2 separate regions of the Homo sapiens genome follow, and region 1 is linked to region 2. A link is an interaction called in ENCODE POLR2A ChIA-PET data of the cell type or tissue named here. Cell type or tissue: OCI-LY7. All regions are shown on one strand. Links, peaks and the distances in the headings refer to the core of each region. The heading gives the core; the rest is flanking DNA.

Evidence for each region. Peaks named below come from ENCODE experiments on the same cell type or tissue, not always from the same donor. Only the 100,000 strongest peaks of a DNase experiment are listed, where the experiment ranks them.
Region 1: POLR2A ChIA-PET joins it to region 2 with 6 read pairs; 3 of 35 experiments call an interaction of 5 or more read pairs at or near these places.

What each region holds. Positions count from the first base shown.
Region 1 is chr9:76,625,574-76,628,493 of GRCh38, forward strand. All of the region lies in intron 16 of PRUNE2 (prune homolog 2 with BCH domain), which reads right to left. All of the region lies in intron 5 of LOC105376095 (a long non-coding RNA gene), which reads left to right. Among named protein-coding and RNA genes, the nearest start is that of PCA3, 140 kb to the right of the region's middle. In OCI-LY7, for the core only: no CTCF peak of the experiment used is centred there; no DNase peak of the experiment used is centred there.
Region 2 is chr9:76,470,871-76,473,790 of GRCh38, forward strand. The region is part of intron 2 of GCNT1 (glucosaminyl (N-acetyl) transferase 1); the gene reads left to right. Among named protein-coding and RNA genes, the nearest start is that of GCNT1, 13 kb to the left of the region's middle. RefSeq lists enhancers at 1-278, 203-292, 313-382, 1,094-1,363, 1,714-1,793. In OCI-LY7, for the core only: no CTCF peak of the experiment used is centred there; DNase peaks (open chromatin) are centred at 211, 1,511 and 2,231; H3K4me3 peaks cover 2,268 bases; H3K27ac peaks cover 2,500 bases.

The DNA of each region.
Region 1 (2,920 bases), core at 139-2,638, 150 kb after region 2:
TTTATAAATATATGCAGTCAAACCTCATTATTTGCAGATTCTATATTTGTAAATTTGCCTCTTCACTAGCATGTATTTATAAACACAAAATCAATACAAAGTACTTTTTGGGTCACTTGTGGACATGTGCAGAGTGGAGAAAAATTTGAGTTGCCCAACATTCATGTTGCCACCTGGCAATGTGTGAGGCTCTGTCTTCTTGTTTCATACTGTAAACAAGTGTCCTTTTCACAACCTTTTTAGTGCCTTTTTTTCCGCTCATTTTTGTATTTTTCCTTGGTGATTTTGCTGTTCAAATTGGCTTCCAAGCATAGGGCTGAAATACTGTATTGGGAATACTAGTATTCCCAAGTGCAGGAAAGCTGTGATGTGCCTTATGAAGAAAATATGTGTATTAGATAAGCTTTGTTTATGCACAAGTTACAATACTGTTGGCCATGAGTTCAATGTTCATAAATCAACAATGTATACTAAGTAAGGTTCATTTAAACAGAAACACACATAAAAAAAGGTTATATATTGATTGATTGATGAAAACATTGTGACCAGATGCTTGCAGGAACTGAACATCCTGTATTTTCCCTTGGAACACTATTTCAGTATTCACTAATTAAGTGTTTGCAGTGACTTTATAGAACATAACTGCCACAAATAATGAGAATCAACTGTAACCAATGATTATAAATTTGGTTCTAGGTTGGGCAAGTTTTTCTTTCATTTAAGCCCTTTGATGACAGGCTCCATCTCAGCTGAGGACTGGTTGTGGGAGTGGCTGAGATTAGATCCTTTGAATGTTATTCAGTGATAAAAAGGAGCCATGGCTCGTATCCATTTGAAATTTGCAAAACATGAAATTGAGGTGATGAAGGTCAGTAACAGAAATGGCAGAAAGGACATCCCAAGGAGATGAATTACAGAAAACAGAACACATGGACATGTGGGCAGCACATGAATGGTGGTAAATTTCTTTCTCCAGAAAAAAATTTTTCCAACTAGAACCCTTCCTCCTGAAGTAACTTTTCCCAAATGGAGCCCTTGAAAACTGATGTGTGCAGTTGAATGAAAAATGTCCTAGGTATACTTAACTTCTCATTTGAACTTTCCCATATGATGGAGAGTCTCTAAAAGCAACAGGTGTAACAATAAATAAGATTCTGGATTGCGAACTCTGTGCTGGGAGGCTTTGCAAGTGCTTTGTGTACCCTGTTTGCATTCAACCCTCAGAACCATTCCAGGAAGTGCAACTTACTTCCTTACTTTACAGATGCTGAAGCTGAGACTCAGAATATTTTAATTAATTAATCATTTTAATAGATGACTTGAAGTCTCAGAGACATTGAGAGGTAGGAGAGAAGGTTCAAATCTAAGTCTCTAAAGCCCATTCACTTTTCATTCTATTGCCTCTGTCACACCATGGAAGTGTTACCGTGTTTACTTGGAAAGTGGTCAATGCTCAATTCCACTAGAAGAGAGAATGTCCTTGTCATCTTATAGAATGTGAGTGTTTCCATACTTCTTCATCTTTTTTTTTTCTTCTTCTTTTTTGAGACAGCGTCTCACTCTGTCAACCAGGCTTGAGTGCAGTGGTGCGATCTCGGCTCACTGCAATTTCCGCCTCCCAGGCTCAAGCAATCCTACCACTTTAATCTCTTGAGTAGCTAGGACTACAGGTGCATGCTACCACACCCGGCTAATTTTTGTGTTTTTTTCATAGAGATGGGGTGGCGGGGGGCTCACCATGTTGCCCAGGCTGGTCTTGAACTCCTGGACTCAAGCTATCCACCCTCCTCAGACTCCCAAAGTGCTAAGATTACAGGTGTGAGGCATCCCTCTCTGCCTCCATACTTTTTAAATTTAAAGAGTAGAAGTGGGATTTGAAGACGGAGTACACCTTTTTGAGGCAGCAGCCCAGAGCTATGAGGTATGCTGGTTGTGGAAACGCTGTGAAGCTAATGAGGGTTGAAGCCGTCATTAGGATCTAATGAACACTCCGTTTGATTCAGCTGAGCCCAGCTGACCACCGGAAGCCCAGTCAGTATCCTGTGTTCACGCCCGATATTGCTTATGTAGGAGAACCAAATGAATCTACTTCTGAGGTTTGAATTTTGAAGGATTCTCTGAGAGAGGTAAAGGAATCTACTAGAAAAGGACATGGGAATTTTAGTGCCAGGCTGACCTGAATTTGAATTTCCGTTCCATCTCTTCCTGGTTCCTACTTATACTGTGCATAAGTAACTTCCTACTAAGTTACGTCCCCTGCATCTGTAAAACAGGGGTTTACTATAAGAGTTAAATAAATGATATAAATAGAGCACTGCTATGCTTGGCATATCATAGACACACATTACATGAGAATTCTTTCCTTCCAGTTTCTAGGCTGGGCCTTTTTAATTAATTAATTAATTTTTTAAAGTGAGAGGACTCTTTTTTGGAATCCCAAACGAGAGGTACATTTTGCTATCCATTTTATGGAGGAAGATGAATGATACTTGCCTGTTTTCTTTGAGCTAATGGTTAAGTCCCTCTCCATTCAAATGAAATGAAAAAAGCTAGTGATTCAGATACAGTGAACAACAACAAAAAAAAAGACACACAGAAAACAATCGTTCTTTGCAACAATGTACCAGATACAACTGTTCATTCTCCGATATCCCTGTTTTAAAATCCCAGCTCCAAGTATTTATTTTGTTAAATTTTATCCTAGTTTTTGTAGCATCATCCTGAGACCTTCAGTACCCATGCAGGATGCTGACGCTGATACTGCGTTACCCTCTATTGAGCAAGGAAACCATTCCTCACCACCTCACCCACCACTGGGCAAATGCCCTCTACTTAATCATGACAAACAAAAAAGGTTTAGAAGAAACAGAGAAAGAGTTATTTCTTTCTATTTTCCTAGCATCATGCAGATAAATTACTT
Region 2 (2,920 bases), core at 192-2,691:
CAGCAGCTGGATCCAGGAATGGGCTTAGGACACCATCCCAGACTTTGGGGCCCGCCAGGCTTGTTTGTCCTCTTCATGTAAATGCAGAACTTGCCTCTGAAATATGCCTAATCCTTTCATATAGGTGGAGCCCCTGATCTCATCCATTGTCTACACATTTCTCACATCTGTTATGCTAACCAACACAGTCCTTGTATTCACCTTGTGAGGATCTGGTTCTCACACTACTTATGCTAATTAACAAAACCTCTGGTTTGCAATTAAAAATCCTGAAGCACATGCTATATCTGCTGCTGGAGTGCCCACCACCATGGCTGGCTGATTTTTGTATTTTTAGTAGAGACGGGGTTTCACCACGTTGGCCAGGGTGGTCTAGAATTCCTGACCTCAGATGATTTGCCCACCTCGGCCTCCTAAAGTGCTGGGATTACAGGTGTGAGCCACTGTGCCCTGCCACACTTGTCTGTCTTTATGCCTTTGTTTCTTGTAATTTATGGGACCACAGACTCCACCCCTATACTGAAGACCTAGTAATTGCTCCCAGAATTGCTCCCAGGAATGTGCTCCTGCCTGGGGCGCTTGACTTCCACAAACCCCAGGGTATAGATAAAAACCCGTGCATGTATGTCTCACTGCTATGCAGAAGTGTTTTTCAAGTCAGAAATAGACAGCCCACCAATTTTGTTGTTGATTACTTGTGGCAGAAAACTTATGAGTTCCCTGAAAATAAGAGGCATGGCTATAAAAATACAGGATTTAAAAAAACATGTATAAGTGGAAATTAGTACCTTTAACATAAGTGTTTTCCAAAGACATTTCTGACCATTTTGAGGCATGTCCTCTGTGCTGTATTCTCCTATTAGGAAAGACACCAGTTTTTGATGGTAGATGTGATTTTGCAGCATGTCAGAAGTTAGCATTATGAGGTAGATTGGTCATGCTCAGTAATATTATTTTGGGTCAAAATAAGATGTAAATTTTTTTTTCTTTTGAGACCAGTCTCGCTTTGTTGCCCAGGCTGGAGTGCAGTGGCATGATCACAGCTCACTGCTGCTTCTCCCCAGTCAGCTCAACTGGTTCTCCCACATCAGCCTCCCGTAAATATTTTTTAAAAATGGACTAGGGGCTGGGCATGGTGGCTCAGCCTGTAATGCCAGCACTTTGGCAGGCTAAGGCTGGCAGATCACTTGAGGTCAGGAGTTCGAGACCAGCCTGGCCAACATGATGAAACCTCGTCCCTGCTAAAAATTAAAAAAAATAGCCAGGTGTGGTGGCGTTCGCCTGTAATCCCAGCTACTCAGGAGGCTGAGGTGGGAGAATCACTTGAACCCGAACCCGGGAGGCGGAGGATGCAGTGAGTCAAGATCGCACCTCTGTACTTCAGCCTGGGCAACAGAGCGAGACTTTGTCTCAAAGAAAAAAAGGAAATGAGAAAAGAGAATGTGTGACTGACACCACAAAGAAATGTCAGATGTCTCTTTTGGGGTTCTGTGGGTGGCCCTCCCTCCCAAAAAAGTAGAATTGAGTGAAGGGAATGCAGTAGAGCGTGAAAGAACACATACCCACAAGGGTGAAGCTGCAGGCTCTGGTTAAAGGCAGCTTTCCACTAGATCTTGACCCTTATGCCCCAGGGCCTCAGCTTTTTCTTGAGTTACAGAGGAGGGTGCAACTTGGGGCTAGATGGACTTTTTTGTTATGGACTTGCCATATGCTCTTCTTGTAAGTTTTCTTTGTCATGTAAGTTTGAGAAATGCTGAATACCATGTCTCTGTCTTTAAATATTTACAGTAGACCTGACTGTCTTAAGGGCTAAGAAATAAGGAGCCAAACCAGCAACAGAGAATCTTGTCTTTCTTTTCTTTTCTTTTCTTTTCTTTTCTTTTTTTTTTTTTTTTTGAGATGGAGTCTCGCTCTGTCACCCAGGCTGGAGTGCAATGGCGTGATCTCAGCTCACTGCAACTTCTGCCTCCCAGATTCAAGTAATTCCCCTGCCTCATATTCCGGAGTAGCTGGGATTACAGGCGCCTGCCACCATGGCTGGCTAATTTTTGTATTTTTAGAAGAGACGGGGTTTCACCACGTTGGCCGGGGTGGTCTAGAATTCCTGACCTCAGATGATTTGCCCACCTCGGCCTCCTAAAGTGCTGGGATTACAGGTGTGAGCCACTGTGCCCTGCGACACTTGTCTGTCTTTACGTCTTTGTTTCTTGTAATTTATGGGACCACAGACTCCACCCCTAGCCTGAAGACCTAGTAATTGCTCCCAGAGCTGCTGTTTCCAGCAACACTAGATGCTTCCTGAAGTTTCTTTCAGCTCTACAATGGATGCATTGTTCTAAAAATAGTTTCTAACTATATTGACCAAGCCTATAATTTCCTCCAGAAACCTCAGCATATAACCTCTGAGTGAATTCCTGGAGAGCAGGGAGCATGTATTATTTATGTTTGTATTTTTCTCCCCAGAGCCTAGGAATCTATTTTGTATAATAGATTCTCAGTATAGAATTGAGTATATTGAAGTATTTGTTAGTAAACTGGAAATATGGATTTTCATTTTTGAAGTCTGAAAAAGTTACCCTTAGACATGAGCTCAGATTTGAACAAAAGTCAAAAAAGGGAAAATAATGAATAATAATACATTGCCAATATTAAGGGCTCATTATTTGTCAAATACAGTATAAACATGTTACAAGTTAGCTCACTTACTCTTTATAAAAACTCTAAGGTATATATGATAATTTCCCCAATGAAATTGTTTAAAGTTAATTAGTTTTTTAAAAAAACAACAAAAACGCTGAAGCTAGGAGAGGCTAAGAATTTGCTGAAGTTTGGGTTGGGGAATGATGACTCCCAGGTCTCCTGCTGGGGCAGTCCGGTTGGAGAGCTGAAATCATTGCCACTGTACTCTTCTGTGTCTCAG